Regions from separate parts of the Mus musculus genome. Here region 1 is linked to region 2. Evidence: chromatin loops called from intact Hi-C (ENCODE). Cell type or tissue: heart. All regions are shown on one strand. Each heading gives the region's core, and the rest is flanking DNA. Links, peaks and the distances in the headings are about the cores only. Region 1 overlaps Rsu1 (Ras suppressor protein 1). Region 2 holds the start of Pter (phosphotriesterase related).

Region 1 (16,768 bases), core at 4,450-12,449, 310 kb after region 2:
AGAACTACAAAGTGAGCTCCAGCCCACTAATAGCACGCTTCCATGGGCAGGAAGCCTCATACTGCCCCCCTTCTCTCTACCTCCCTTTAAAAATCATGGACAGAAATCAGTAACTAGTGCCATTCCCGAGGAAGGGCACGACTCCTTAGAGGACATTCAATCACCACATGAGATATATTTTTAAGATTTATTTTATGTATATGGTATTTTATCTGCGTGTATGTCTAGGCATCAAATGCATACTTAGTATCTGTACAGGCCAGAGGGGGGGTGCTTCAGTTACCCTAAAACTGGTGTTACAGTTGTGACCTGCCATGTGGGTGCTGAGAATCCAACCTGGGTCCTCTGGAAGAGAGGCCAATGCTCTTAACCTCTGAGCCATCTCTCCAGGCCCTCACCATTTTATGTTTACAACAGGCAGAAGCTACACAGCCAAGCAGTGACTCTGAAGAGGAGTTTTATTCAACCGGTTGGCAAGAAGCAAGTGGTTCCAGCAAAAGGAAAAGTAAGGCTGTCCACTCTTGCAGAACTCTGTTCTGTGATGGAAAATTCGTAATTCGGTGGCTGATAATGTATCTTAAAACATTTTGGGAGTTTATCCATACAGTAAAAATACTTCTGTGGAGCAGGGCTGCCCAGTGGGTAACCTCTATTTATATGGATGTTTAAAACTAGTTAAATCAAACTGGGAAAAAATATGGTTATGATTAAGATGTCAAATGCTGTCACAGACTCAGGTTTTGAGCACTTGGTTCCTGGCTAATGGCACTGTTCAGGGAGCCTGTGGAGTGTTGAGAAGGTGTGGTCTTGTTGAAAAGGAGCAAGCCTTGAAGATGGTTGCCCCTGGTTCCAACCCTGCTGTCTCTGCTTCCCGGTTCAGAGCCATGTGATGTTATGCCACATGTTTCTGTCATCACGGCTGAGTCATTCCACCATGCCTTCCCATCCAACTAGGGCAGACTGGAAGCCACTGAAACCACATGCCAAAAGAAACTCAGTGTTTGGTCATATTGGTCAGACTTGAAAAGCTGGACAAGCAGCCCATGTGACCCATGGCTTCTACACTCCTCATGTCACCTCTATAGAGCATTCTATTGGCTAGTGCTGCTCTAAGGTTGTGGGCTCTAAGACACTGAGTACAAATCTCCTAGCAATATATTCACAGACAAAGCGACCTACATTTATCTCAGTGGTGTGGGGACAGACTCGGGAGCCTGCATTTCTCATGGTTCCATGGAATGCTGAATTGGGAAATATTGCAAACTCTTGGTGATATCAAGATCATTTCTTCAATGCTGATGCCCACATCACATAATTAGAGTGAGAGTTTTTATATAAGCAACCTTATCCAAATCAAAAGTGAGCCCGAGGGATGAGGAAAAGCAGAAAAAGGAAAAACAAAACAACAACAACAAAGCCTTTGGGACCAATCCACCCAACCTGAATGCTACCTTGACAACATTTCCAGTCAAGGCCTGCTTTCTCAACAGAGATTTTCCTGATGAAAACAGTAGGGTGGGTAGGAGAGACAGCATACAAAGTCACTGAATTATGTCACCCAGGAACAAATTCATCATGAGCAAGTGTGGTCCAGTTGAAACAGGTCAGGTGTTGTAGGGCAACACAGGGCTGCACTACATACAGCATGTTGGGTAGTTGAGCACATATCATGCAGACTCCCTTGGGCAGGTACCACCATTCCAGAGACTTTCTGACAGAAAGCATTTGGGCTCCCAAAACTAAGAAACAAAACTCTGAAGAATGACAGGCTCTGGGAACAGCAGGCATCAAGCAAAACATAAGGATGGGAGCTCTGCCTAGGTGCAGCCCACGGAGGGGTCAGGAAGCCATGGATTGGTCTTTAGAACCATATGGTTAGTATTGACAGTGGTTCTCCTGTAGTTCCAGAAGGGCAGTTAATAGATGGTGTGCTGTGTTAACACCCACGCTGCCAGGAAGTCAGGAGCAGCACAGAACGTGGGTTTTCATGAGAAGCAAGGGCATAAAATCCGGAGATGACCTTCCCCACAGCCCCACCACCAAACTTCAGTGTTGTGCGAGTTATACTCCGATAACTTTTACAGAAGAACCAAGAGCTGTTTTGAGCTCCAGTGACTGCTGAGCTGAGAAACAAAACCCAACACTCATATGTTTCAAAGAAGCAGATTCGTGGTTCAGTTTTAACTTCCTTTATGGGATGCCACCGATAGAATGCAAATTCCCACAAGGACAAGAAGAGGGAAACCTGGAGCAGGCACCTCACAGGGCCGAGTGCCTGCCTTACAACAAAGAGCTTTGGGGGTACACATGTCTGCTGAGGTAGGAGGCTGAACACTGTCCCCTCCTGTCCATTTCCAGGGACACAAAGATACCACCTAACCCAGATCCAAAAGCCCCCAACAATATCACCCTGGAGAGGTCAAAACAGATGAAAACAAACAGCACTGTTTCAAACACCCTAGCGCATTAAAGGTGTGTTGGAGGGGCAGCAACATGCTTTGAGGAGTAAAGCATTTGCACAGAAATCTAAGACGCTGAGTCTGATCTTCCCAGAACCCACATAAAGATAGGAGAGAGCCAACTCCACAAAGCTCTCCTCTGACCTCCATGCACATCATAGCAAGTGTATCCCAACACACACATACAGAGACTTACAGACACACACATACACACACACACACATATATATATATAGATAGATATACAAAGACACACATACACACACACACACACAAGCACACACCATGCACACATACATCCAGACACACACACACGCACACGCATCACGCACACACACAGAGACACACACAGATACATACACAAGTGTTGCCATACAACACCCGACCTGTCTCTACTGGACCACATTTGCTCATGATGAATTTGTTCCTGGTTGAAGTAATTCAGTGACTTTGTATGTTGTTTGTCCTACCCACCCTACCACACACAGATACTCACATACATAGATGCACACAGACATGCACACACAGACACACACACAGAGATCCATACACACAGACACATACACAGATATACACAAACATAGACACACACAGATGTGTATATACATATGCACCACGTGCACAAACAGATATACACAAATATACACACAGATATACTCAGAGACACACACAGACATGCACACAGAGACACACAGACACACACATACACATGCAGAGAGACACACACAGACACATACCATGAACACACAATAACCAATAAAAATGTAAACGTAAGTATTCTGGATGCTGCAATAAAGAATGTAAATGTGGTGTTATTTCGTTACACTCTAGGCTTTTACAGCCTTTCTTTGAAAGAGTAAAGAGTAGTGAAGAGTACTAAGTTAGCTCGTTCCTACAAGGAAGATAAAGAAATGCTACCAACAACAGGATAATACGTGAAAATAAGCAAGGCTTCTCAGGATATATAACAGGAGCGATCTAACCATTCTAGAAAAGACGGACAGGTAGCATTTTCTGCAGCCTGAATGACGCCAACACTACAGAGTCTGTGTGGAATTGCTGGTGAAAGTCAAGTCACAGAGCCAGCCGTCAATCCTTACCCAACACAACTAGAGACCAGCCCCATATTCCGACCAGATGCAGTGTCCAGACTCCTTACATATGTGCTGTTCCTACAGCAAACCAGGAATCCTACCTAGCCTTAGGTGCCATTTCAATGACTCCATGTAAAAAAGAGATCTTAACTCTCACATGATTCTGGAAATTTTATATGCAAATAAAAAAGGTCATTTGTACTTAGGGTGATTAATTACCTTTGCTTTCTGGCCAAAAACACACGGTGAATAATGAAGTGATTATATATTACTGTTCGAGTTTGAAGTTTGAACTAATCATGTTGTGCTTCACAGATTTTATGGGATTTTCTCCAAAGCAGCTATTAAAGCAGTGAATTACGGTAGTTATAGGTTATTTAAAAACATAAAGTTTATGAAACACTGAAGCAAGTTTTCTTTTAACAGGTTTTAGATGGCCCTCAAGGTAAAAGTAAAAATTCGCCAATTATCTAAGCCCCTACCTTAATAAAGGCCACCATCTCCCCAAATATTATTAGACATACAGGTAACTAAAGTAATTCTACCTGTGGCTAATCAACAAGTATTTGCTGAGCATGAGTGCCCAAGGGCACACATGTTTCATGGGCCTCCTTAGGATTCTGCAGCTTAAATAGTTTTATGAACCACAAAACCACAAAAACAAAACAAAACAAAAAAAAAAAAATCCTGAGTTAACCACTGCACAGACACACAACTGTGGTGTCACCCTCTTACCAACTACAAAGCGAACAATCAGTTATATAAAAATTAGAAGGAAATTGTAACAAACAAGCAATAAAGTGGGTTTGTAATATGAAGCCAAACAGGCAAAAATGTACGTCCCTGAGCTACAAAAAGGGCATGCACAACCACACGCAACTCCTAAAGATATGACGGGTGTGAACTGCCTCCCTTCTGAGCAGACACAATTTGACTGGCACCTAGAGTCTGCATTAGCTTAGCAGAAAAGAAATATGTTCCTAATCACACGTGGTGTGGTTTTGGTTCCCCACTAACTCAGTCACACATCAGCAGCTAGCTTTGCCTGGGGAGCTGGTTGGGACCATCACATCCAAAGGAGGAGAAACGGCTCTGGAAGCCGGGGAGAGGAAGTGACGTCCAGTGAAACGGAAGATCAGGACAGACATCCTGCTTCAAAAAATACCTCGAAAGTTTAGAAAGACGAAGAGAAACAAGAGACAAAAATTAAAAAGACACACATCCTCCATCAACAGAGGAAGCAAGCTTGGGGCGTAAACAACCTGCTCAGCCTCTTTGATGTGTATGCTTTATTATATGTAATACACTATAATAGTATAGTTAATATAATGTAGTATATGAACACATGTATGTTCAGGTGTGATTATGAACAATAAGCGGCAGATAACACTTAATTAAGTCCAACCGTCAGCACTTGCTCAGAGCACCGTTTGCCCACATTTCTGCCTTTCTTTACAACTGAGAATGACCACGGAGAGGCCGCATGGGGTGCTCTGCCTATCAGACCATGTGCTTAGAGGCTGAGGAAAGGGGTCATTCCGTGAACAGGGAAGAGAGGGGAGGTGACGAAGATGGCCAGAGACAGAACAAGACACACAAACCACCCTCCAACCTTGGCAAGTCTGCCTGGTCTAACGGAAACAAAGATCAGAGCCACAGAAGTGTTCGGTCCATTAAGCACTGGGTTTCCCTTGCCTGGAACAGTTAAAGTGCACACATAAATCACTTAAAGAAGTAGCCAGGGGAGATGGCAGTGCAGAGGCTCAGGGTGCAGAAGATCAGAACCTCTGACTCTGATTATTTAACCACGTTAAGTGTAATTCCTCCACTTAACAGAGGGTACAGTTTGATGAATGCTATCTCTCGCCTTGCTTAATTCTCAGTTAACTCCACATGTGGGGTGCTGTCCCCCACAGCCTGATGAGCTGTGGGGAGCCTTCTGTTTTACACACCACATGGTCGTGGTTTATTTTGAAGGGGAAGAGGGCCTCACAGAAACAAGGGGAGTTCATCTAAGCTTTCTGACGGACGGCATAGGAGCTATGACTTCAGAGATGAAAGTGGTAACATAAAGAGAAGAAGGAACATAGAGGTGAGGAGAAAGGATACTGAAAATAAAAATTATGAAAAAAAATCAAACAAAAGACAGTTCAGACTGAATAGAAAATCAAAATTCTGTCAACAGTTAATTAATCACACCAGGACAAGTCTGTCCTACTGGACTGAGTAACAGAGAAAGCGAAAGTGGTCACAAGAATTTTATTACTTAAAAATTAATATATATGTATATATGTATAGGCACATTCCACTCAAGACTAGGGGTGGGCTCTAAGATTACAAATGCAATCTTATTTTTAAATGTAAATTCAAGCTAATAAATCAGGTGGCGCCTACTGGCACTTTTTATACCTGCTTCTCATTCATTTAGAAAATCATCTTTTGAACGCTCTGGAAAACTTTCTTCAAGAACCAGCGTCAAGTCTATCTGCTCTGCAAATACACCACTGCTGCCTTCACTCAGTCCCGCGGTTTCCAAACCTGAGATGTGCGGGCTTAAAGAACTGATGTACGGGCAGAGCAGGACCCAAAGCCAGTGACATCACAGGAGAGCAGGACCCAAAGCCAGTGACATCACGGGCACCATGTGTGCTTCTGAAGCGACTATGCTCAGTTTTGCTTTAATTCTTAAAACAACGACAAAGCTCAATAATTTAAGAATAATTAAAATACATACACCTGTATATTGCACATCCTAGACTATGTACACACACTTCCTTTGTTCTTTCTGTCTCTCTCTGTCTCTCTGTCTCTGTCTGTCTGTCTGTCTGTCTCTCTCTCTCTCTCTCTCTCTCTCTCTCTCTCTCTCTCTCTCGTGTGTGTGTGTGTGTGTGTGTGTGTTTTCTGTTGTGCTCAATTTAACCTTGGCTGGCTCGTTATGGTGCTACATCATCAGAGAACACTGTATGCATGCATCATCAGAGAACACTGTATGCATGTTCTATTTTGCTATTAAGTCACTTCTGTTTGACAGGCGTTGACCTCTTCAAGATCAGCCCCTAGGATGGAAACAGGACAGTAATTTGGAAGGTAGCAGGCTTATCTACCCCACATGACTGTCCTCACAGCCTGTCATATCACTCAAGCCGTGGTGATTGATGCCCTCCCATTTAAAACTATATCATGGAGGATTAACATGTTGCATTTCAGAGAGCTTCCTCCTTAGCATAGAACAGGTCCCAAGAAAAAGGATACTAAAGTAGGCACATTTTAGGTGGTGGAACTGGCAACCAAGGGACCAAAAGAAACATGGGCTTTCAGGTGAGGGTGAGATGTCACGAGAGCCAGCAGCAAGCAGACAGCAAAGACCATGGTCTGTCAGCTGAGGGTGAGGTCCGTGGGAGCCAATCTCCTTTGACTGTACCCAGGCCTGTGGACCAGCCTGGGCCTGGATCACTCTCACATGTGATGACCTCACATGCCTGCTTATTAAAGCCAAAAATAACAGCACGCAGCCAACTGCAGGCAATTTTTCAAGGTAACCTGACGACAGGGACCAACAGGGAGATATTGTTTAATTAATAGCTGTCAGGCTCAAAAATACTGTGTGCATACTTTTTCAACTCCAATCTCTCAAACGATGGCACAGTAACAAGCTGATAAATGTGCACTAATTAAAAAAATAAGCTATTGATCAAAGCTTCTGTGTTATAAATACATTTGTGCTCTGTTAAGATGCAAACAGCAAGTTGTTTTGATACTGTCACGAGACAGATTCATGGCACAGGAGATTTATTTTGCATATCCCCCCTCCTCTTTAACTTCACCCAGGCCCAGGAGCAGGAGTCTTTTGCATGCAGGATGACAGATAAGATATGAAAGGGGGGAGGACAGCAGACCCAGGAGCAGCAAGGTCTTGGGAGAACGCTGAAGGTCACTTTTATAAATTGAGACGGTTAATATTTCTCACTCATCCCAACAATCTACTATGGCTATGAGAAAGGTTTTCAATTTATCTCATTTGCAAAGCCGGCTCCATTCTCTGCTTTACAGCTGGACCTGGACATTTCAAGTTGCTGTATTTTTTTTCTTTCTAATCTTTAGTCTGCCCAGTTCACTTACAATGAGACTCCTGGTACATATCCTCTTCATCTACATAAAATTTACGAGCATTGTCTTAACTTTCTATGTCCTCAGAATACCACCCTTGGCTAAAAACAAACAAACAAACAAGAGTTGAAATTGCTAAAGAAAATACCCCAACATTTTCTTGTTCACTAATTTCCTATCTAAGCTATCACTAATGTGAAATCGCTTTTTTGAAACTCAGATTCGGCTCATAGTTCTTGGGTTTACTGCCTAACCATTTCCAATATATTAAATGACAAGATAAAGCCCACAGCTAAGACCCAAAACTACAGCTATAGGTGGCAATATCTCAGGAAAAGCCCACATGACAGTTAAAAGTTCAAAGTACCCAATCAGGTGATTTCACATTTAGTGCCACACACTTAGGGAACACTGAGACAGAGGGTTGCCCAGTGACTGCGAAGACAAGAGATGCAATCTGTGTTTACTGCTCAAACTGATGGGAGCTCCATGCTTGGCCTGCAGAGGCCACACATGAGAGATGCTGTTGGTTTATTTAAGCTGTCTGCAGTGTTCTCCGATGGATGTTTATACAGAAGCACTTTCCAAAATTAAGGATTTCCGTGTTGAAAGGAATGCCTAGAGACGTTTCTTTTCTCATGTTGGAGGTGACCCATCTCATAGCACGCAGCATTCTTCCTTACACAATGCCACGTATTAGTACAAACGTCAGTCTGAATGTGAACAAATGAATATTTCCCAATTCTAATGGCTATTTGTAAATTAACACCTCATCACAGACGTGTGTGTTGAACGTCCTGCTATGGAAAATTTTCAAAAACACCCAATACAGAACAGTGCTGAAAGCAATACATTTCCTTCTGTTTAGACATACTGGGGAAAGAAGAATTGTTCCTAACTCAAGAAAGCATTTTTCAAGGGGGGGAAATGGTGTGTGGCACTGAATATATATTTCAGTTTTAACAACCACACAAAAAAACAAACACCTCTTTTGATAAAGATCTATTGTAAATGTGACAAAACCTCACTATGTAAATGGCACCAGCAACATGCCCTGTGGTACAAAGCCAAGCCAGAGAGCTGCCAGAAACATTTCTTCTGACAAAACAAACTTGTATTTCAATCTTAGGTACCAGACCTGGGGGGGGTACCCAAATCTAATGTGTGTCTCAACAGTGACCTCTAGTGGCCAAGCCCTAAAATGACTGTCTCCCAAGGAAATAAGGCTAAAGTTTCTGAAAACTTGGGACCAAATTAAAGAGCCAGCTTAGGACTCAGAGCTAGCCCTCACAAAGAATGGCGTTTTGAAGGTCATGGCAAAGTCACTCAGGGACTGTGGTAAACACTTGTCTCTCTTCTTACTGCATCTGTCCCAGCAGGTAGGTTCTTTGCTAGGCCTCCCAAACTGCGGGGGACTTCACCACCTGACTGATGCTCTTCTCCACTGGTATTACTTCATTAGTGCCTATTTCATATGCAACAGGCTTTGAGTACTTCTGTGGGATACAAAAGGAGAAGATGGTATTTCCAACCTCAATGAGTAATTTGGGGACACATACATACGGGGGTGGGGGTGGGGGTTGAGAGAATGCTAATCTGACTTAAAAAAAGAACAGCCCAAGCCCCAGCCCCATGTCCATCACACGCAGGAAGCTAAAATGGAGCTCAAGCAGGCAGGAGCCCAGGAAGCGGCTGAGGAACAAGGGTCCCTGGAGTGGTTTCCAGCCAGCTTCCCCTAGTTACAAGTACTGCAGAGCATCATAGCACCACTACCACACAGCACCCCTCAACCACAGAGCAAACCCACGACTGCACAGATGAAGCAGATGTCAGGCTCCGGGACACAATGCACTGTTTCTCTGGGGCACTAAGATCTAGTGTGCTGGGAATAAGGACATGGTGAGAAAGGCAGAAGACGGTGGCAGATTCTACACCAGCTAATCCCCGAGAGGCCTACTGATCCAAGGGTCCCCCTCTCAGCCCTAGCCCGCCGTTTCCTCTCAGGCTTCCCTTATCCAGTGTCTGCTTCCTTTGAGCAATCTTGAGTTTACCCAGGTAAACTAGACACAGAAATGATTCTTGTTAAGAAAAAAGAAGAAAGGAAAAAAAAAAAAAAGGTTAACATTCAGTTGGAGCAGCCCAGTGCTATCCTAGCAAGCACGAAGACCTGGCTTACCCCCAGAACTATAGAAATAAATAAATGAGTACACAGAAGAAACAGAGCACGTTGTTCCTCCTCGCCACCTCCTTAAACACACCACAGGCTGGAGCATGGCTGAGAAAGTTACTGCCGGCATTACGACTTTACCAGACTCCATCAACATTTCATTTAAATGCTTTACATGTGATGAAAACGAATCACCAACAATTATATCTGGGACCTTAGGTTTTTAATTTCCGTCGTTTCATAGTTACAGAAGACCTGACGAATCTCTGCATACAGACCAAGGCATGCAGCTCATGGTGGCAAAATGCTTGCCCCATATGCACAAAGCTCTGGGTTCCAGCCCCAGCATTGCAAATAAATAAATAAATAAATAAATAAATCTTTAGAAGGATGTCAAAATCAGATCTACATAAAGCAAGAATGGCCTAAGGTAAAATAAAACATTAGAAATAAAATTCTAGAGATGAGGAGAAGGATTAGTGGGTAAAGCGCTGGCTGCAGAAGCTGAAGACCTGAGTCCAGATCCCGGCATCCACATGAAGACAGGATGGACGGAGGCTTATGCATCTGTAATCCCAGCCTGAGCGAGAGGTAGAGACACGCGGATCCCAACCAGCCAGGCTAGGCAAATACGCGGGCTCCAGGTTCAGTGAGGAACCCTGGTGCACAAAGAAAACCAGAGAACATGTGAGGAACACCTGGCTTGGACCTCTGGTGTCTAAGCATTCATGTATTCACACACATGAACACAGAAACACAGTGCATGAACATACAATACACATACATTCTGCACACAAAGATACTGGACCTTGGGATGATGAAGATACCTTAGAGCATTCATAACTACATTTGTATTCTATTACCCCACGTGGATCTTTAGAGGTCAAAACCTCTAATAGAAAAAGGACTGTTAACCCAGTGCCCCAGTGAGCAGATGTTAACTCAGAAGCAAACGGTGTGGCCCCAAACAAGGTCCCAGACTGAGTAAGCTAGTCGTTCCTTCCATCATCAGGCGAGCGGAAATGTCAGAGTGGTGTCATTGGCACTGTGCTGGAAAAACACAAATACTTTAGCAAGAGAAAAGTAAGCAGTGCTGAGGGGTTTATCTTTTGAGCCTTTTGAGCGGTTTTAATGTAGCCTTGTCAGCCAGTCCCTATTAAACAACAGAAAGTGAAAGACACTCATTAGAATAAAAAGTGACAGGGGGTGGGCTCAGCCATGAACACATAATGCATATTTATACCGCTGTCAAATGGACATATTTACTATAAACACTTGAAAAACCGCAGCTAAGTCATCGTTTAAATGGCAGAAAAATAGTAAAAGATGCTAATTTGACCTTAGTGGAACAGATCGAGTGTCAACGGCACTACAGGATGGCTTGAAATAGAACCCACCAAGACAATTAATTAACGTTTCCTGGATTAGGTCAAGAGTATCTCAAACGCGAGGAGACGGAGCAAACAGGGAGAGAAGACAAAGGTTGGGTCCCTTCACAATCAATCTGTTTAACAGGAAGCACAGTTTACCACATTTACCCCTCTCTTATGTATCTCAGATCTTATAGCTTGGAGATTCCTAAGGCTTCGGTCTGTGCAGATACGGTAAAGGACTCAAACAACAGCTACTGGGATGCTTTTGAGAAGACTAGATCAAGGGATGGTCTATAAAAATGCACCACAGCCGACAGTCTTGCATAAGCAATAGTGAACACAGAAGACCCGCCAATCAGCTAATGTTTTCATAAGCTGCTAACGTGGAGTGTCGGGAATTCCTGCTCAAAGCCCTAAAGAATTCTGAGATCACGTGGTGGTGCACCTTTCAAAACAAATTGCCAAGCTCCTCTGACCTGGAATTGTGGCTACCAAGGGCAGTAAGAACAAGTGCTATAACAACGAGACATGTGCATTACACAAAGTGTACGTGTGACACAGAGGTCTCATTTTCAGCCTCTGTGGTCACCGCCACTTAAACATGACAATGATGGTACTTGGCCTGTCCTCACCAATGTGCACTTTGCCTAAAAATGACTTCATCAGCCTTTTTGCAGCACACGAGGGGCCCTCCTTCACTGCCATTCTTAATTCTCAGTAATCAACAGCTCGGTGACATAGCCTCCAGCTCTGTCTAACGCACACGCACACATAAATCCACAACACAAATCCCTCACCGTGACATTCCGCTCAACTTCACTAGACTCGGAAAGCCCCCTAACAAATGCTTGCCACATGATTAGGAAATCACTCAAGTCTACAGGAAATGTGGCACGTGGGAAGAGGTGACAGTCAATTAGGGATGAGAAAGGAGAGTGGGGCCCTGTCATTAAAATCTTTAAAGCTTTACCACCAAGAAGAAAATGGCCCATCAGTCACTCGAGATATTCCTTTTAAACAGATATCAATTCTACGACCCTGGAACCACTCCAAACCAGCACTGATGCCCAGGAGAATCCTACAGAAGGGACCCAGGAACCAGTCTCCAAACAGGAGAAAAATATATTCAATTTATACAATCTTGTGAGTTTTTCTCCATCTATAAAGCAGGGACAAAAAGCACATTCAACATCGAAATCTTCCCCACTGGAGGAAGAAATATGGATGAGAACAAAGACTTTTATTCTAAAATAGTTTTATTTTGTTGCTGAGACTTGGGGCTGGGGGAGACCCTTGGCTGGACTTGAACGTGTGGGCTAAAGATACCGTCTTGCCTCAGCCTCCTGAGTAGCTGGGATACAGTTATATACTGCCACACTCGGCTCAATATTTCCCTCATGAAAAGCTAAACACTGGCCAGACATTTCCTATTACCACAGCACTTACATGTCTATCAAAAAATAGAACTACCAGCAGGCACAGGACGTGGAAGAATTCTTGAAGGAGAGTAGGGGAACATACACATCTTAGTAGTGCGACTAAATAAACTTCACTTTTTCCCTGAAATGGTAAGTTATCATTACTTTCTCTAATGGAAATAACATAATCAGAAGGAATGTAACCGAAGAGAAATTTGACTCACTTGTTAGCTTGTTGTGGCTGAGCACCAGTTGTGTGATGTGGGCTAGAGAGACTGGAAAAGAAAGAAACAAACAAGCAGTTAGGAATGTTTACAATCACACTTCCTTCTCTTCTGGGTAGGCTGCAACATTATTTGCAAAGGTTGAGGCAATGCCTCTCAAAACCCAAGCTAGAACTGTCTGCTGAGTGTTAAACCAGATGAAGAAGGCATGCCATCGATCATGCAATTAGCACGGCAAGTTGAAGCTAATGAGATCCATGTCACAGGATCAAACATTACAAGGACCACTTAGCTTCACATGACCACCTGGGTCAGCTGGCCTAACTTGGACCATCCATCTCAATAGGGTGTATCTCAGAAGAACTGTCCGAGACTGCAGAGAGAAACTGGAAGCCTTGCCTATGCTGAATGAGACCTTCATATCAAACTGGTGTCAGTAGACCAGCAGTGGGTAGCCCCACCCCCATCATCCTTCCCAGAATTCCTCTACGCATTGTTGCAGGATCGGAGGTAAACCCTGTCCAGATTGCCTCTAAATGTAGTTTAGTTGACATATCCAAGTATTGATTTGGAATGTCTACTGCTTGCCAGTTTTCAGTCTTCTGATGGAGAGTCTATCTGTTTCCCCTATGGCTACAATAGTTCCCTAAGTATAAAGGAGTAAAATGAGCTGAGCATAACAGTTGCAAACAGTGAGGGGAAGGGGGAAAATTAGCTTGCCATGTTCCACTTCAGGTTGTAAAACTTTGCAGGGCACTCAGAAGTCTAAACGTATATTTATATAAGAAGCCGGTTCATATCTTCTTCCAATGCTCTGTCTCTAAGCACATTCTTTTAATGCTGTAGAAATTTTTGTTTAAAGGGATAATAAGAACAGATCCCAGCAGGCTGAAAAGACAGAGAGTACACGCCGCCCCTAAGCATAACCTCTGCTGTGATGTCCAATGGCCTGTTTTCATGTCAAACATAATTATGGAAAAGTTCAAAATACAAAGGCAAACCATCCTAGTGTGGTTCACCAACATCAAGTTGACACCTTATAAGCTTCAGGGAATACCAGGGTGAAGAGAGGTCCTACATGACCATCAAAACCATATCATGGCCAAATGTAATCTGAGCCCCCGTCCAATAAATACCCCATTTCTTTACAAGAAAGGATCCAACTTCAAATCTACATGTCAAGTCCTGCTAGCCCTTTAATTTCAGAGTATCTCTTGTCCTTGAATTCTACTGTCTTGATCCTGATAAATTGCTGGGCAGATGATTTTGGACTGTGTCTTTGCTATGATTCAGATGAGCACCTCTCAAGTCCACATCTGCCTCCTGCTCCCAAAGGTCCATGTATAACCGGCCTTGTTTCCAGGGCAGCACTATCAGGGTCTGTTCTGGACCTTCATGAGGTCAAAGGGAGTGAGTACAACTAGGGAGCTATGGACCTGGCCTCCCCATTACCTCCCCTATCTCCCTCTTTGGTTCCTGGCATTGGGATGGGCATTTACTCTAACACATGTTTCCGCCCTAATGTACAACCTGCACAAGAGAGCCAGAGTGATGTATCTGCACAGTCTTGAACTTGAGTCTCCAGAACTGTGAGCTAAAAGAAATTTGCCTTGATTTTGTAAGTATTGATCGCCAGGTAACACTGTAGTTACAGTCTCTCTGCCCGGACCTTCCTGTTCGCTGACCCTCATCCGTGTGGCTATGCTTCTGTGACAGGAGCATGGAGCTAGCATGCTCACGCTGCATCCTACCCCACAGCCTGGGTGATAATGTAGACACGAGGGGTCCAACGGTGAGCACACAGTGCGGCTGTCTGCGCAGTCCTTCGTAACTAGTAAGCACAAGAGGGGCTGGGAGGAGTACCGAGGTCCTGCCTCAGCCAGGAGGGTCCTGAGAAAGGCGAGAATGGGAACCATACTGATTCAGTAATAACTCAGACTCAGTGGTAGATGCAAGCTGCTGGTTCAGGTACTCTCTGTACCCTGACGATTCTCAGTCTTCTTTATTCTTCAACTCAGCTTAAGCCTAATAGCTTAATTCTTCAGCTTAATTCCTCTCCCCTCTCATGCTATTGCCTTCGCCCTCTCATAGAGCCTGGACCCAGGCTTTTATTTACTAAAGCTATATCATCAAGGTTTTAATCACTGTTAATAATTATCAAAAATTCTTAAATGTACATAGACGCTGGGAGTTCTGGATCAATACTCCCAGCCCCCGTTTCTTTAGAACAGAACTAAGCACAAGGCAAAAGCACACCTCCTTATAGGTTTATACAGCCTGTTCTTCATAGGTAGCTGGCCACAGCTCTTCCATTTTTCTGGTCCAGCAGACAGCAGTCTTTAGTAACTATGCTCATATAAAAACAGAAAGATAACAGACTACTAAAATTAAAATGATTCCTTACACAGTTTTGAATTTATTTAAGTAATACAGTAAAACAGTTAGTTCTCTCTAGTTCTCTCTTTCCAGGCACTGTTATCTTCAATTCTTCAATCAGCTTGAGAAATAGAATACTAACTTTGTATATGCTTCTAAATCATTTTTTAATTCTACAATCTTCATTTCTGTATCCTAGCAATTCCATAGCCTCTGACACTATTTATTCCTAAATCATATATAAAGTCCTATATTTTCCATCCATACCCTTTTTTCCTGAGACCACTCTAACTCTCTGTCCTTGATATCTCTAAATTCATCCTGGCTAATCAATGCAGCAGTCATTGGGCCGGAGGGTACATGTGCTTTCTCATGATTCCAAAATCAAGGCCATGTCTGGCAATGAACCATTTCCAAAAAATGCCATATAGGCTTTTATGGCCCTTATGATTATACTGTCTAGATCCCATGACCCTGAAGGCTAAGTGGAAGGCCTGTTCCATATCTTCCACAGCCTCATTCCTGAAACTGCATCTCTTTCATTTACTATGGCATGATTAGCTCTGAGTAATGGGAGAAGTGTATTTCCCAGAAAGAAAGTTTGAAAGTAGAATAGGAAAGGCAGCAGATCAACTTTGGGGCAAGAGCAACCACCAGCACCCATGGGGGTCATGAGATCAATGGCCTGGTGATGTTGCAGGGGCAGGAACTGTGTTGCACCTCCCCTTACGCAGCCATGCCAGACCGGCAGGGGAGGAAGGACATGTGAAAGCATACCGACGCTCTGGTCCTCGCCCAAGTGTAAACTTGGTTGTTTTTCAGTTCCCAACTGAGGCAATTTCCCTCTCACAAGACAGTCTGCTAATGACTGCAGGCAACGTCTGTTCTATCAACCATGACCAGGAGAAAAATCCAAAACTTTCTATGCGATTTACACTATGTATTTATTAGACAGCAATGGTCTAACTCACTGAAAATGTCACCTGGAACCTCAGGGTACAGATCTATAGCTCCAGAGTTAAGGTTGTCCATGACCAGTCGAACATAGAAGGGTACTGAACTTGCTTCCCTGGAACTAAAACCTGGAACTAAAACTCCTTTCTTGCATACCTTTGATGGTTTACAACATGTAAACAGATATGTCCTATACAACTAACAAGTCTCCCTGGATACCTGCCCTGGGTCAGCACTAACTGAAAATTCTGCGCTTGTTTATGCTTGCTTCCTCTTGCTGCGTCAAAGAGCTTATGCCTTTATTAAGGCCTAATGGAAAACAGGCTCTGGCAACAGGATATACACATTTCTGTGACAATAAGAAGAGGGGTTCTTGGTCTTGAACCCCTCTTCTCAGCATGGCCCCCGCCTCATCGGATTCAGATGCTGACCTGTGCCCGGCCCCTGGCTACCAGATGCCCTCTTGCTGTCTGGGTTAAGGTACCCCACACTGTAAGGCTGTCAACATACTGTGCCCCCTGACCCAGACTCCACCCTTGATCACTCCTGAATATTTCTGTTCTGTCCCACAATGTCTCTAGGAGGAATTTGGGGGG
Region 2 (16,768 bases), core at 4,715-12,714:
CATTCCTCTGTTGAGGGACATCTGGGTTCTTTCCAGCTTCTAACTATTATAAATAAAGCTGCTATGAATATAGTGGAGCATGTGTTCTTATTACATATTGAAGCATTTTCTGAGTATATGCCCAGGAGTGGTATTGCTGGATCTTCTGGTAGAAGTATGTCCAATTTTCTGAGGAACCACTAAACTGATTTCCAGAGTGGTTGTACCAGCTTGCATTCCCACCAACAATAGAGGAGTGTTTCTATTTCTCCACATCCTCGCCAGCATCTGCTGTTACCTGAGTTTTCGATCTTAGCCATTATGACTGGTGTGAGGTGGAATCTCAGGGTTGTTTTGATTTGCATTTCCCTGATGATTAAGAATGTTGAACTTTTTTTAGGTGCTTCTCAGCCATTCGGTATACCTCAGGTGAGAATTCTTTGTTAAGCTCTGTACCCCACTTTTTAATAGGGTTGTTTGGTTTTCTGGAGTCCAACTTCTTGAGTTCTTTATATATATATTAGATATTAGCCCCCTATTGGATTTAGGATTGGTAAAGATCCTTTCCCAATCTCTTAGTTGCCTTTTGGTCTTATTGACAGTGTCCTTTGACTCACAGAAGCTTTGAAATTGTATGAGGTACCATTTGTTGATTCTTGATCTTACAGCACAAGCCATTGCTGTTCTGTTCAAGAATTTTTTCCCCGGTGCCCATATCTTTGAGGCTCTTCCCCACTTTCTCCTCTATAAGTTTTGGTGTCTCTGGTTTTATGTGGAGTTCTTTGATCCACTTAGACTTGAGCTTTGTACAAGGAGATAAAAATGGATCAATTTGAATTCTTCTACATGATTACCGCCAGTTGACCCAGCACCATTTGTTGAAGATGCTGTCTTTTTTCCACTGGATGGTTTTAGCTCCTTTGTCAAAGATCAAATGACCATAGGTGTGTGAGTTCGTTTCTGGGTCTTCAATTCTATTCCATTGATCTACCTGTCTGTCACTGTACCAGTACCGTGCAGCTTTTATCCCTATTGCTCTGTAGTAAAGCTTTAGGTCAGGGATGGTGATTCCCCCAGAAGTGCTTTTATTTTTGAGATTAGTTTTTGCTATCCTGGTTTTATTTTTAATTTTTCCAATGAATTTCAGAATTGCTCTTTCTAACTCTATGAAGAACTAAGTTTGAATTTTGATGGGGATTGCATTGAATCTGTGGATTGCTTTTGGCAAGATGGACATTTTTACTATATTAATCCTGCCAATCTATGAGCATGGGAGATCTTTCCATCTTCTGAAGCCCCATAGGAGGAACATCAATATGAACTAACCAGTACCCCCAGAGCTCCTTGGAAATAAACCACCAATCAAAGAAAACACATGGTAGAACTTGTGGCTCTAGCTATATATGTAGCAGAGGATGGCCTAGTTGGTTATCAATGGGAGGAGAGGTCCTAGGTCCTGTGAAGATTCTATTCCCCAGTATAGGGGAATGCCAGGACCAGGAATGGGAGTGGGTGGGTTGGGGAGCAGGGAGAATGAGGGGACAGGGGATTTTCAGAGGGAAAACTAGGACAGAGGATAACATTTGAAATGTAAATAGAGAAAATATCTAATAAAAAAAAAATCCCAAAGATGTTCTTTGTTTACTGCCATGAGGAAATGACCAGACACTAGTTTTTTGTTTTGTTTTGGTTTTGGTTTTGGTTTTTAATCTTCTGGCTCTAAAAGTGACCAATTCTGAGACAATCAAGGAAAGTGTTAGCTTGATTTTCTAACATCCTTGTTATCAAAATCTCAAGATTCTTCTCTACAGTATAGAAGAGAAAGAATACTTGCTTGGCTATGTGACTCCTTGCTTCTTTAATGTGAGCCAACCTTCCTTACTGACGGAGCTGTCCCAACTCCTACCCCTCATCATCCTTCTTCCTCTACACACCCCATACCTCACACACTGGGTATTAGGAGCCTGACCTCACTGTGTCTCCAGGTTAACTCTTACCTTGCTTCTGGCCTTCTCTACCAGATATTCAACCCCCTGTCTAAATAATAACACACTTTTATTGAACCCTCTGCTGTGCACTGTACTGAACACATTACTAGAATTTCTGACTAGCTCTTGGGGTTTTAACTATAGCTTCAGCAAATCCTACATTGGAACCTCAATTTAATTACAAGATTTTTAGGCAAAAAAAATTTCTACATCTCTGATAATTTATAAAAGACAAGTCTTAATAGTATTTGTAAGACACCCTCCAAGGCTATCATTTTTAGAATATGGAGTGGGATACAGACAGCCAATAAATGATATTTTTATTACTCTTATTGTCATTATGCAAATGCCACTGTACTGAAAACATGTTGGCCGGTATTCCTAAACCCTTACTCCTATATTCTTAGTCCAGAATCTGTAATTTCTCTGTGGCCAGTCTAGGTGTCAGGTACCTTCTCATGGTCCTTGGACCCTGGGATTCTGCCTGCCACTCCTTGCATTGTGTTTTCTTGGAATTCTCTATCTCAAGGATTGCCCAGTTGTTCCTCTCAAACCACATGGCTTATGAAATTCTGCTTGATCTTTTCAACTTCTTTAAATTTAAACTGTAATTGCTCTTCCCATCTACAAAACATCAGATACAGCCCTGATGATTCCAGACAAGTTGCTTGCACATAGTTTATCAGTTAATTTATACACCAGTCTCGAATGGTATAAGCTCTTGTCCAGCTTCAACATGTAAAGTTTCTCTGTTGCCCCAGGGCAGCTTCTTAGATTCTCATCATCCCTCATAAGCTGGAGCACATATAAAATTTTCCTCATTGTGTGGCATGGCCAGGCCTAACTGGACAAAGGCTGGGAAATAGAATCTTTAATGGAGCAGCCATGAACTCCACTATATTACCATTATGATAGAAAAGAAGAATGAAACTTAAAGGCAACCAGAAATTATCCCAAATAGTACTTCCATTTTATAATGTTATCAGGAATTTTGGGGAGTCCCAGAAGAGTTAAAACACATTATTGGGAAAATGAGGGACCCTTCTTTGGGTCCCTAATTTCATTAATAATGGACTTTACAAAAAAATTCAAAAGAAAGTTCTAAGACAATTTCATTAGAATTTAAAAGGAAAACCCCATTGGCAGACAGTGATAAATCTCTGCAGCTGCCTAGAGAAGAAAGATGGAAAAGAGAAAGAAAAAAAGGTCCAGCTATTTGAGTTAAGCCAACATGGAGTTTGGCCACATGGCAGACAAATAGCTGAATGATGGGTGGAAAGCATTAGCAAAAGGATGGAAAAGTCCAAACATGGAGGCTCTGGACAGCACATAAGACAAAAAGACAGAAGAGAAGAAGGTAAATTTACACCTTTCTGTGTCAGGATTCAGGAAGGAAGCAACTTCACTGAGGGTGCAGATTTCCCAATACAAACATTAAGGGATAATTATTCATCCCAGGTGGACCTGCTTTCCTGAGGAGTGGCCCCTTTGCCATGTGACTGACTGGTTCAGATCCAACTCCATTAACTTTAAGGAGGAAAACAGTAATATGTCTTCTCCCAGAGGTGAATTCCATTCTTAATTGTAACATTATGAGGGTACTATAGTAAGAAAAGTAAAGTCCTACAGCAAGCAAATAGAGGAGCTAGGCATTAAAGCCAAGTTCAGCCAGAGGCGGGACCATCTGTAAGTGTTCCACATAAACTTCCACATTTGCTGTTCACCACTGAAGGAAATCAGGATAAGAACTCAAAGAGAATAGGATTTTGGAGGCAGCCGTTGATGCAAAGGCCACAGAGGGGTGCTGCTTACTTGCTTGCTCCCTATGTGTTGCTCAGTCTGCTTTCTTAGAGAACTCACGATCATCAGCCCTGAGACAGAACCACCCAACATGAGATGGGTCCTCTCCTACTGATCACCAATGGAGAAAATGTCTTATACCTGGACTTCATGGAGGCATTTCCTCAACTGAGACCTGTTCCTCTCTGATGACTCTCGCTTGTGCCAACTTGACACACAAGACTAGCCAGTACAGCTATATACCAAGAAGAGAACTTGCTGAATTATGTGGTAACATTGCTTCCTTTCTTTCTTTTCTTAAGGAACTTTTTCACAAGAGGGTGTGGTTTGGTTTTCCAAGGCAGCCCTGGCTTACCTCAAAATCACTTGTGATTCTCTCTGCCTTGGCCTTTTGGGTGCTGGGATTAGAGGCATGATTGATGTTCCTGGCTGTGCCAAAATATCTTTTAATACAAACTGGCCAATGATCCCTAAGAAAGATTGTCTAATTACCTACAGACATTCTACTCAGTAAAAGTTTCACTCAACTGGAAGATTATGTGTTTTCAACTTAATTTTAATACCCAAAATGATTTTTAATTTATTTTTCCATTATTTCATTGTTATGATGATTATTATTTGAAGTACTGGTGATTGAATTCAGGATCCTGAACACACAAGCCTTACTTCATTATTGAACAGGAAGATAAAAATACATTAAATACTTACTCTGGGGAAGATTATATGATGAATAGAAATTGAACATAAAAATTACATGCTGAGCGTTTGGTTCTGCTCCTTTTATGCATTGGTCGCCACTACGTTTCCTAGAAATGATAGGAATGGTTCACGAGGTTCACTACACTATGATCAAAGTTGAAACTAAGAACATCTCAAGCTGCCATAGACGATAATGCCTAATTAACAACTATGCTCTACAGTGGCAGCATTTACAGCAGATGCGCTTTACCTCGTCTGTGCTCCCCATCTCGTCTCCTGATGCTTTTCTGGATTACTCTAGGTTTTGTCTTCCTGAGTGTTTCTAGAAACTGTGTACATAATTAAAACAATTCACCCGGATTATGAAAAACCTGAGTATTTCTTGCATGTTAACCCAGACAGCAAGGGGCTATGAAGGTCTGGGTTTGATCTCATCCTCTCTCTGCCAATTTAGCATGGCTGAGTACAGGCACGGTTGAAAGTCAAAGACCCAGTGAAAGTGGAAAGCAAACACTGTAGAAATGAGAATGCGTTTGAACTGAATCCTTAACTGTGAGGGTGATTTAAAAACCTTTGGTTCCTTAATGATGTGAGTTTTTAAACTTCAGTATTTCATCATGGGCATTGTTACCCCAGGATTCAAACATATGTCCAAGGGAAGTTTCCCCAGAAAGAAAGACTAAACACTGAAGAGGAGCCCAAGCTGATGTTAGGTTACCATTGAGAGTTAAACAGCACAGCATTTCACGGCTGTTATTCTTGTTTCATTATATACAAAGCTAATAGATTCTGAGGTCAGCAAAAGGGTTTGGTTTTTTTTTTTTTATTTTATATTTTTAAACAGATGCAGGATATCTGCTGTGACATAGCATATTCTACATGTGACAGGGAAGTTGTGCCCACCCATAAAATGTCAACAGCGTGGCTGCCTAAACAAGGCTCAATAATGACAATACCAAGTGACATGCCCACATGAGTGTGAGAAATCTCACATGGTCTTACTCATAGATGAAGTGTTAAAATGAATGACTATTGAGAGAGGAAGAACCAATCTTTTCCAGGAAAGAGCTCCCAAACAACTGGTGCAACCCAAGTGGTCTACACACATATAACATATGAGTGTAACATATAACATATGAGTGAAACTAAGCTAACTCAGCAGATTATACTTATAATGTATGTGGATATATGAAAATAATCATCAAAAATTCAGAAGCCGTGTATTTGAGAAGGAAATGAGAGTAGTACATGGGAGAAGTTGTAGGGAGAACAAGACAGGGGAAATAATGCCAATATAATACTTATATATGAAATCACAGTAAATAAATATCTTATTATTTTTATATATATGTGTGTCTGTGTATGGGTCTGTACGTGTCAGTAAAGGTGCCTAAGGAAGTCAGAGAATGATGTTGGAGCCTCTGGAACTGGAGTTACATGAAGCTGTGAGATGCCCAGCCTGGGTTCTGGAAACTGAACTGGGGTCCTCTATAAGAGTAAGAGATGAGCATCTCTCCAGCCACTATTTAATTTATTTTTAAACTTCGACGTTATTCGTTATTCAACTTGCAGCAGCATACAAATAACATACAATATACATCAAGACAACAATATACAGTTAGACCCAACATGCTAGAGTGTTTCACAGTTGTCTATGGTCGCACTTTACTGAGGGGAGGGGTGTTTAAATATAAATAAATGGTTTACATATTAATTTGCGATTTCATGATTCCCTTAATGATAATGAAAGCTTATGGTCATTCTCCTTTCCTGCGATCTTTTTAAGGTGTAAAATGCCACAGAAGAAAGAGTCCGCATGTGAAATCTGAATGCTGCTCGGTGGGTTTAATGTGGGCGGTAGAGAACTTTATCATTTCCCTAAAGGAAAAAAACTGAAGTCCGTTTTTAACATGAACCTTGTGCATAATTTCATCCCTGGGAGAGTGGACTGCTAAAATACAGAACATAATAAGTAATGGACTCTTAGGCCTCTCCGTAACAACCATTGCCAGGCACACTTTTATACGGCTTCATGGTTACCGTGTGAGCAATGAACAGTGGTAGCCAGCCCTGAAATCACGCCAGAAGCCTCCCTCGACCCATCTATTCATTATATCATCCCAGTGTGAGCCCCACTCATGGGAACAATATTCAAGTCTCCCAGGACGCAAAGGCAAGACTTACTCATGGGAGGGCATTCTGCTCTTCCTAACTTCCACATTTATTCTCCCCCTCTCTTAGTTTGAGACCCTATGTTTATTCTAGGATTTACCTAGCTAAATTTTTCTCAATATCTGCCCCTTACTAACCCCCTTATCAAGGGCTTCTCCTACTGTAGCATTGCTTAAAAAGAGAAGTAATCGAGGAAAGAAAGAGAAGGGAACTGTGTAACTTTCCTTCTTTCTTTCCTTCTGACTTAAATAAAAGTATTTTCTGCCTTCCAATCAAAGCTCCCTAAGAAGATATGGTACCATGGTTGATATAAACTAAACTGCAGTTTAGTCCTGGCCTAGAACTTGAAGAGCCTTCTCTAAGTCTGTTTCCTTGTCTGTAATCAGAGAAAAACTGCCTGCAGACTGGCTTCGCAGATAAAGGTGATTTGCCCATCTGAATTCCATCCCAGAACCCATATAGTGAAAGAAATTCCGAGGAAAACCGTTTTCACCTACACACAATACAATGTAACAACCTTTAAACAAGTAAAACTCTATTTTTAAACGTTAAGCAGAAACAGGTTGGTTTCCAAGTGTAACAGAACTGCCTTCATAAGCCATTGATTCTTAGCTCTAAACCTGTCTTCCTTAGAAATGACTGCTCTAAGTTCTTCCTCTTCCTCGGATTTCAGATTAAAATGAAATGGGAGTTCAATGCAGACAGGTAAGACTTTGTATGGTGACAGCGGCTCCTAAGACCATGATTTGCAGACTAGTGCATATTGACTGAGCTTGGTTCAGTGATGCCAAGTAGTAGGGCTGCTTCATGTGGTCTAGTACAGCACTCAAGTTTTAAATGCAGCAAGCAGGTCCAGGAAAACGAAAAAAAAAAACCAAAACAAAACAATCAACAAAAGAGAGAAAGCCAGAATTCCCTGTGTTAATCATAGGGATACAAAACGCAGCATGACATCAAATTGGCAGTGCTTGTCTTGGAGGACACAGGAAAAAAAAATTACTCAAGGAGTCTGTAATTGAGACCTGGGCAAAATCCAGTAGCTTACTTTCTCCTTGGGGATTTCACATCAGCTGAGCCAAAGAGAAATGGGATAATTAGGATGTAGACTGGGTGGGCTCTTAACTCAGCCTCTGAGAGCAGTTTAGCTGCAAACTTCAGGCTTGCTCCTGAGTAGGGCCTCCAGCTGGTGGGAGTTCAGCCTGGACTTAAAATCCTCCCTGTCAGAGCAGAAACCTAATGGGCGGGGTTTCAGAGCTGGCGCGGGCTCACAGGGAGTGGTTTTAAATCTGAGTGGGAGTGACTTAGGGTCAGTGGGCGGGGAAAAGGCTAGTGGACATGCAAAGTGGGAGGATCGGAGGGAGGGGACGGCGGCAGGGTGAGGCGATGATGCGGTGGGGGTGGGGGTGGAAGAGAGAGACAACTTCCCAAAGGGAGGGGAAGCCGACCTAGCTCAAGTCAAGTTCCCAGGGGGAGAAGGCGGCGCACAGCGCGGAATGAAGGAAGCCCCGGAGCTGGTTAAGTAGCTGTGGACCTGGTAGGAAAGGTGAGGACTTAGGCCTGGAACTCAGGGCTTGTCCTGCAAGCAGCCACGTGGAGCGGCACCCTGGGAAAGGGGAAGCGGCCCTGCCACCTTTCTCTGGAGGTCCCGGAGTTGCAAAGACCATGGGGCCTGGCTTCAGGAGCCTTGGAGAACTGACTTGGGCTCAGAGGGCGCTGACCTTCCCCCAACCTCAGGTCTCCCAAAGTCTGATTTGAAAGCTCGAGGCCCTGAGCAGGTCCCGTGCTGTACTTGCTCGGTTCTGTCTGACTGCTGAACTCTAGGGACCTGTTGCAGTAGCTTTGCTCTCCCTACATGGGCTGAAATGGAAGGTGGAGGCATCTGTTCCCTGCTCCGGTTTCTTTAACAAACTTCAACAGCAGAATCCACTTTCTCCTGGATTGTTTACCTTCTTGTAGCTGTATTGCAACACTTAAATGTGACTCCTTAGATATCTGAGCAAAGTTTATACGCCCTGATTCTGAGTGGTGGCTGTAAAGATGCCTTAGATATAGTGATACCTGCCAGGGCAGACATCTTCAAATCTCCTCCGACATGGAGTGACTAACAAGCGTTTACTTTTTGTACTCAAGGATACTGCTTTCGTTGCGACAAAGAAAGAATGAGTGGTCCCGGGGACTAGACAACCACTTGGACCATTCCATTTTAGTTTACATAGACAGAAGGGATGGATGGATGTCCAACAGTATCCTTGAGGCCTGGTGCCATTCTATAAATAATGAATTCACGCCAAAAAAAAAAAAAAAAGAAAGAAAAGAAAAAGGAAAGGGAAGAAGAGAGGAGACAAGGAGGGAGAGGGGGAAAGAGAGAGAGAAAGAGAGAGAATCGCAGTGCGCACCGAAAAGAAAAAGATCAGACTATTTCTGACTATCAATCAGTCAGATGACAATTTTCAAAAGGATAATTTGAACACCAGATTCTGCTAGTGTGTCTTTATGAAATTATGATTTTATTTATGGAGGCTGGATGTTACTTTAAAATTATCAAAGTAACTGAAACATAGTATATGTAGTTTTGGAGTCAAAGAGGAAACAGATTTTATTTCTGTTCCTGGTTCCTGAATCCTAGGGATGTCCAAGTACTTATTTTTTGAAATTTACCTAAACTCTAAAGTCTAATTAATTACACAGCCTTGCCAGATAGCTTCATGGTATGGATGAGCAAAATCCTATACAGAATGTTCAAGCAATACAGCTGGAAGGTGTTAGGAGGAGTGGTTTTTGTTTTGTTTTGTTTTGTTTTTCCTGACTCCAAAGCCTGTCCTCTTATCTCTTAGACTATCTCCACCTTGAATATTATTGGCAGGTCCTCCCTCCAATGTATATATCATGAATTGGGCTACAATATAAGAATCATCTCTGGCTTGGTACACCAATGCCAGCTACTCAGGAGGCTAAGGAGGGAGAATTTCAAGTCCCAAGCCAGATTGGGCTACAGAGTAAGACCCTGTGCTGTACTGGCCTAGCATGCATAAAGCCCAGTGTGCAACCCCAACAATAAAAGAATAAAATAATCTTATTTTAAAGAGAAAGGAAATGGCTGCTGATTGGAAGAACTTGGACCTATGAGGCCTCTCTCTGGTTCCAGTTCTGTAGTCACAGAGCTCTGTACACATTGCTTATCTTTCCTAGGTACATAGACGTTCATTGATCTCCAAGTTGTTACTCAACCTAATACTCTATGGATTTATGAAAATAAGATACTGCTTTTAGTTAATGGTGTTTTGGTCACATCTGGTGTTGAAATTACAAGGTGGCCAGAAAGGGTTACTTTATTCAATCAATAAATATGTATTCTGTGCCTGAGTGCTCCTGGGGATTGTAATGAGAGCAAGAGAAATAAAGGCAGCAGACTCTTGAGTTTATATTCTGTTTGGGAGTGAAGGAGCCACCAAATAAATGTACATATTAATATCAGATTAAATTAGTGTGCAGCTCCAACCTGTAAGTCAGGGGCTGTGATGGGTAAGAGCAGAGTGTGCGCTTTAGGTTTGGTGATGGAATGGTCTCACCAATTCAGATTCAGATGTAGGAAGATCAGAAGGACTTAGAGATGTCCCTTTTACTGGGACCGACTAGGGCAGGAAAAGCATGAGCAAATCTGAGGGATTCTAGGAACTTCTGGAAGGTTTCAGCGTCTGACTCAAAATGAAGTTGGAGATTCGAGTGGGAGCAGGTTAGGTAGGGATTTGTGCCATTCGGAAAGGACTGTATATTTCAGTGTTCATCATGGCACAGAGGAGTGACATGAAGGTGGGTATGTTGAAGAAAAAGCAGAAGCTGAGGGTGGCTCAGGTGATGTCAGTGGTGGTGGAGGTGAAGTGTCACATGATTGCTAGAGCATCGCCATGTTTACTTTAACCCCACTGTGCCCTCTTGTGAGTTGGCATTCGCTGTCTTCCCGATGACCTCCTTCTCCCCCCCCCCATATTGCTAACTCCCCCACCGCACACTGCATCTATAACCTTGTTATTTATTTATTCCCTCTTATAAGAACGTCTTGTTTTGAGGACTGTAGTAGGCATGAGAGAGATGGGATCTCTCTATGTAGACCCTGATGTTTGATACTTTACTATGGAGCCCAAGCTGGCCGAAGGCTCAAGTCTCCTTGTGTTTTCTGTGACCTGGGACTATTTTCTCCTGACTGATGTTGTGTCATATGTAAATGAGGCTCTTAAGGATTTACTGAATGAGCGCATCTGTTGAGTAGTTTAGATCTTGATTCCATTGAACTTACTGTTGAGTGTGGTTGGGAAAGAAAATGGGGAAAATCAAAGATTAGTCTTAGTTTGCCACTTCAAAAACCATGATATTCAGGCTAATAATGATTAAAAAGATGGACCAATAGGGGAAAAGATAGAAGACATGTGGTTCATAGTAAGACCTGTAATGTGTAGGTTTCATTTTTTTCTGTCTCTTTGACCAAATACCAGACAAGAAGCAAGTAAAAGAAAGATTTTGCAGGAAATATTACAAATCGCGACAAGTTCCCACACTAGGTAGAGCTACTTTCTGCTCCAGCTGGGTGATCTCAACTTGGCGGTCTCTCTGGACCAGAGCTCCTGAGCCGATGCCGCCAGCCCCACACAATGACTGTCCACCCTACAGTCAGCCATAACAACACCCATTTACCTGGTAGAATGAAAACTCTTAAAGCTTATAATTAACTCTTAAAGTGTATAATTAACCAATCAGATTTATGTATCAATAAATTCTCAATTACAGGATGCCAATACAATAATTTCAGAACCAATTAATGATGATAAAAGCTTTATCCAAATTATTCTAATCTTAATGATATCATAACTACCTGTGACTGATTAAAGCCACACTGGCTCACATCCACCTCTATCTTGGCCTTCTTTTCTCTCCAAAGACACTCTCTGACTCTGCAACTCTTAACTCTGTTTCCCTTTTCCCTGTCCAATCACAGGCCTCCTGCTGCCCTAATATAGTTGGACAGGAAAAATCCTGCTGCAGGAGGAGGCTTTTCTTTTTCCTTTCTGGCTCATAGTTTGAGGGTACAGTTCATTGAGACAGAGAAGGCATGGCAATAGAAACATGTGATAACTGGTTATGTTGTGGTCACAGTCAGGAAGTAGAGAGATGAATGTTGCTGCTCAACTGGCTTTTCCCTTTCTTCCTTTTATTCAGTCTACGACCCTAGCCAGTGAAAATCTGCTTGCCTGCACTCAGGGAAGGCTCCCCCATCAGTTTCTCTTCTCTGGAAACACCCTCACAGAGCAAGATTAAGATGAAAGAGATTCATTGAGCCACATGTTACTCTCTGGGAATTGCTTAGTTTTATTGTTGAGGCACCCTGGAAAAAGCAACTGAAGGAAAGCTGGGTTCCTTTTGGCTCAGAGTTTAGGATACTTCATATCACAGTGAGGAAGGCAGGGCAGAAAGATCCCAGGTTGTGTTGCAACTATGGTCAGCATGCAGAACACGGATCATGGATGCTGGTGCTCAGTCAGCATCTTAGCCAAAGAAATGATAGCACTTCTAGGAGGGGTCATCAAAAGAATCCCAGACAGGCATGGCCCACAACTAATCGAATCAAACTAATTCCTCACAAATGTGCCTGGAGCCTTGTCTTCTAAGCAGTCCTAGGTTCTTATCAAGTTGACAACTTGTGCTGTCACATAGCATTAGATATATGAAGTGGCTTGCAAATACACTTTTGTTGTCTTTGACCTCTGGGGTTGAAGAATGTGTTCCTGCACCCTCACCCAGAGAGCCTTGCCTTTAAGACTGCAGGAGGTCCGAGCCCCATGCATCCAGGAATTTCTGTACCCAATTTACCAGATACCCAGAGAGCCTCATGGAAGGTGCTGTACAAGACTTTTCTTGTGACAGTTGTTCATTTCAGCGTTGGGAGAATAATGGGTGCACTGGATCCCACAGTTCCCTAGTCACCTTTATGATTGTAAACAAAGGGAGAATGAACAACATTTAGGTGCTTAGTTATATTCTTCAAACATAACCAGGTTGAAGTAAAAATACATACAGACTCAATACCTAGTAAGGGTAGAAATCAAGGCTCCCATTTTTATTTAAACACACACACACACATATATATATATACACATATATACATATATACACACACATATATATATACACACACACAACACACATTATTTATTTAGCATGCTGCCACATTTTCCAATAGGGAGTAATAATCATGGATGAATTGTGAAGAGCAAGTCCTTCCCAAATGTAGTTACCAGTTGATGCATTTCCAAAACTGATTCGTCACCAAAGGACATTTGAAATGAATCATGTGTACTCACCGTTGACTAATATTATTTTTCCAATGCAGTTTAAACGACATTTAAAATATGATTTCCTGACTACCTTTACTTGGATATGAGAGTATCCGATCTGGGCTTTGCTCCTTGAATCCTGTAGGCATTGTGCTCTCTTTGACTGGAACTTAAACCAAAGTGAAGCAAGAACAGTTTGCTTTGGGCAGAGCCTGGCTGCATTCTGAGGGTTGCCAGCTATAAATCCATCCTCCCTAGGGGTCAAAAATCAACACTCCCCCTTCTTGTATTCAAACGAGTGATAAGATGGTGATAAATCGCTTGGACGTGAGTGCCCCCGAGCACTGTTTTGATGAATTATGTTGTTCAGGGAATGACCAAAGATTCTCTATTGTCAGTCTGTGATATCCAGTATTGACAATATTCATAAACAGCCTTCTGCCAACTTTGATCTCAGCTTTGCATATTAAATTCTCTGTTACAGGCCATGGCTCTTGGTTCTTAAGCAACTCTTTATTTATTTATTTATTTATTTACTTATTTATTTATTTATTTATTTTACTGAGTTCATGTAGATAATCAGCCTTTTGTTTCTTCTGCTCCCTCCTCATTAAGATGGTGTGAGGTGAGCTTAGTTCTATACAGTAAACACTGTCCTACTTCACAGAAACTGTTAAAATAATAATTATTAATCTTTTTCACTAAATCTGCAGTAGTAACAGTTTATCCTACAGTGGCTTAATTGGGTAATTATTTAGTGTTTGAAAAGCATTTTGAACAGAACATTGGTAAATATTGTTGTTAATTTAATGCTCTTTTGTGTATTTAAACCATGCCTCCACAAAATCTTCAATATTATTGAGAATCAACTAAAATTTCTATCCTGATGTTGCTTACTATTAACTCTGTATACAAACTATATATGTACTGACCTTTAAAACATTCTAAGTATTTTCCTGAACTCTTAAATCTATTTCTCACTCACGCCATCACACTGCTAGCATCTCCTTTTTTTTAGTAGCTTACACATCTGGGAAGTTAAATGCTTTCAGTCTTATCTCTAATAGCCTATAGTCCTCACCCCAGTTCTGTCCAGTTCCCATCATACCATTGATACTTACATTATGTGATAGCTGTTTAACTTTCTACTTAGCTTCCTGGTTTATTTTGTCTAAGGCCATGCCTTCAACTCCCACCTGATGCCATCAAAATCTGTCACATTGTGTTCCATTGAATGACACAGTCTGGCCTGCCTTTCCTACAACATCAACACTCCATTTATAGAACTCTAGACATCCAGGAGTAGCTAAAGGGCTTTTCTGTAGTTTAGATTAGATGGCCCCCAGTATTGGACTACATTTGTTTGTTCACTCTCCCATAACAAAATACCACAAACTGGGTGGCTTAAAAAACAGAACTGGATTTTCTCACAATCAAGTGACTGGAAGTTCAAGCTCCACTCAGATGGATTGTCTTCTCCTGGGGCCCTTCTCTTTGGCTGGCAGACTTCTTCCTGTGTCTGTGCATCGCCCCCTCCCCCCTGCATGTCTGTGTTCTGATATCTTCTTATGAAAACACCCAGTCCTGTTGGGTTAGTGCTACCTTGGCAACATTGTTCAGCAAAGTTCCTCTGAAAGACCCTTTCAACAAGTACTCTTGTTCTGAGGCACTGCAGGTCAGAAATTCAAATGCGTGGATACTGGGGGACAGGGTAATTCCAGTGTACTATGGTTTGCAAGCTGCTAAGTGATGAATGCAAATCTCTGGAGTGTACTTTATTCAGGAACTTCTCTTGAATGTTATTTGAAAGGAAACTTTATGCTTGTGACTTAACATTGAAGTAATTAGATAAAAATGAAGCAATATCACTCAGTGAATTAGGCAGAATTTATTAGACAGTCTCTCTCTCTCTACATATATATATAGTATACTATATATAGTCAACTTTATGCCTTAGCAACGGTTATTTATTTATTTATTTATTTATTTTTTAGTAATTTGCAAGCATTTTTTATCCAAGTTTTTTCTCTAAATCAAATGTTCTCCTGGGCACATAGTAAATTCTAAGCTAGGTTGGGCCTAAGTAAGTAAAAAGAAAACAAAAGGAGAGAAAAAGAAAGGGATGATATGTGTAGCCCTCAGTGATACAAGATATGACACTTACGAGCCTGAATGAGATGAAGTTTACATGCATAAGTCAAATAATTCTTACATAAGAACAATGGCTTTAGTTCTGTGATTGTCAATTTTCATTTTTAACCATATTGAACCTGGGATCACCTAGTAGGCATACAAGCATTTTTTTTACTGAGGGAATTTCTGAAGAAGCTTAAGTGCAGAAGACTCACCCTGAATGTGGGCAGCACCATCTCCTGGCCTGGGGTCACAGACTGAATAAAAAGAGGTAAAGGCAAACACAGAAGTGGATGCTCACAGTCATCTATAGCATGGAACACAGGGCCCCCAATGGAGGAGCTAGAGAAAGTACCCAAGGAGCTGAAGGGGTCTGCAACCCTATAAGTGGAACAATAATATGAACTAACCAGTACCCCCAGAGCTCAAATCTCTAGCTGCATATGTAGCAGAAGATGGCCTACTTGGCTATCATTGGGAAGAGAGGCCCCTTGGTCAAACAAACTTTATATGCCTCAGTAGAGGGGAACGCCAGAGCCAAGAAGTGGGAGTGGGTGGATAGGGGAGAAGGGCGGGGGAAGGGTATAGTGAACTTTCAGGATAACATTTGAAATGTAAATGAAGAAAATATCTTTAAAAAAAAGAGGGAGAGAGAGAGAGAAAGGAGAAAGTAAGCTGAGCACCAGCATTCATCACTCTCTGCTTCCTGATTGTGCCACGATGCCACCAGCTGCCTCACGATTCTCCTGGCATGCTTTCTCCACTATGAAGGGATGCACTCTCAAACCATGAGCCAGAATAGTTTCTTCCCTTTTTTTATTGCTTCTGGTCAGGTCACAACAATGAAGAGTGTGTAACCAGTACACATTAACAGCTGCTCCACCTAGAAAGCACTGCTGGAACCCTTATGTAAGGAGGCTCTGATAATGCCTTTCATAGCTAAATGTGATGTCCATGACTTCCACAACTCAGTACTCTTCTGCTATCTTTTCAGAGTCTTGGGATGCGGTTTCTTGAATTCAGTCTTTGACTTAGCAGCCTGTTCATTCACCACCATCTCAACCATTGAGCTTTCTGCCCAGGGCTGTCTAGAAACTACTCTCTGCTGTAGGAAGAGCAGTCTTAGAGGTTGACATTAGGCAAGAGTGTGTTCCTCAGAGGGGCGATTTTTCTGAGGCCCAGTCCGCTTCTGTCGTTTGCAGTGTATTCCAAGGTCTTCGAGGGAAACTCCCACTGGACCTCACTGGTCTCCTGTTTCTCATGCCTGATGTAGGGTTCCATTGATTTCTATGCTGCTTTGAACTTGATTTATTAGCACTCAGTCAAGCACGTTTTCAAGAGTTGTCCTCTTTCTCCTCTCAACTAGATATCTTGTAGCAACTCAGTTCCTTAGTAAGGTAGGATCTTCTACTTCAACTTCTGGCATTACTGAGCCTTTGTTACGCTATTGATGAGGCAGAAGGGGACGGCTCTTGTGCTCAGTATTGCAGTGTCACTCGACTGGCTTAGTCACCCTTCATTCTCCTCAGCAGGATCTTTTCCCTCTTTCTTTATGAGTCTATGGGGCAGACAGAGGGAAACAGTTCAAAGTTACAGTTCCAGGCTTAAATTACTTTTCTTGAAGGGTCTGTAGATTTCTCTTCTATTAAATTTCAATTAACCATTAGGCTT

The links. Hi-C counts contacts between places; a loop is a spot of excess contacts. Peaks named below come from ENCODE experiments on the same cell type or tissue, not always from the same donor. Only the 100,000 strongest peaks of a DNase experiment are listed, where the experiment ranks them.
Region 1: it touches region 2 in a loop (4-fold over the local background); 4 of 42 quality-filtered maps call a loop at or near these places.

The regions. Positions count from the first base shown.
Region 1 is chr2:13,228,903-13,245,670 of GRCm38, forward strand. Rsu1 (Ras suppressor protein 1) reads right to left here. Exons shown (of 9, transcript NM_009105.4): 3 at 12,843-12,893. Among named protein-coding and RNA genes, the nearest start is that of Rsu1, 34 kb to the right of the region's middle. In heart, for the core only: a CTCF peak has its summit at 8,849 (motif pointing left); DNase peaks (open chromatin) are centred at 6,989 and 8,819.
Region 2 is chr2:12,916,018-12,932,785 of GRCm38, forward strand. It overlaps Pter (phosphotriesterase related), which reads left to right and starts at 8,024. Exons shown (of 6, transcript NM_001305437.1): 1 at 8,024-8,181. In heart, for the core only: no CTCF peak of the experiment used is centred there; a DNase peak (open chromatin) is centred at 7,914; H3K4me3 peaks cover 1,256 bases; H3K27ac peaks cover 1,532 bases.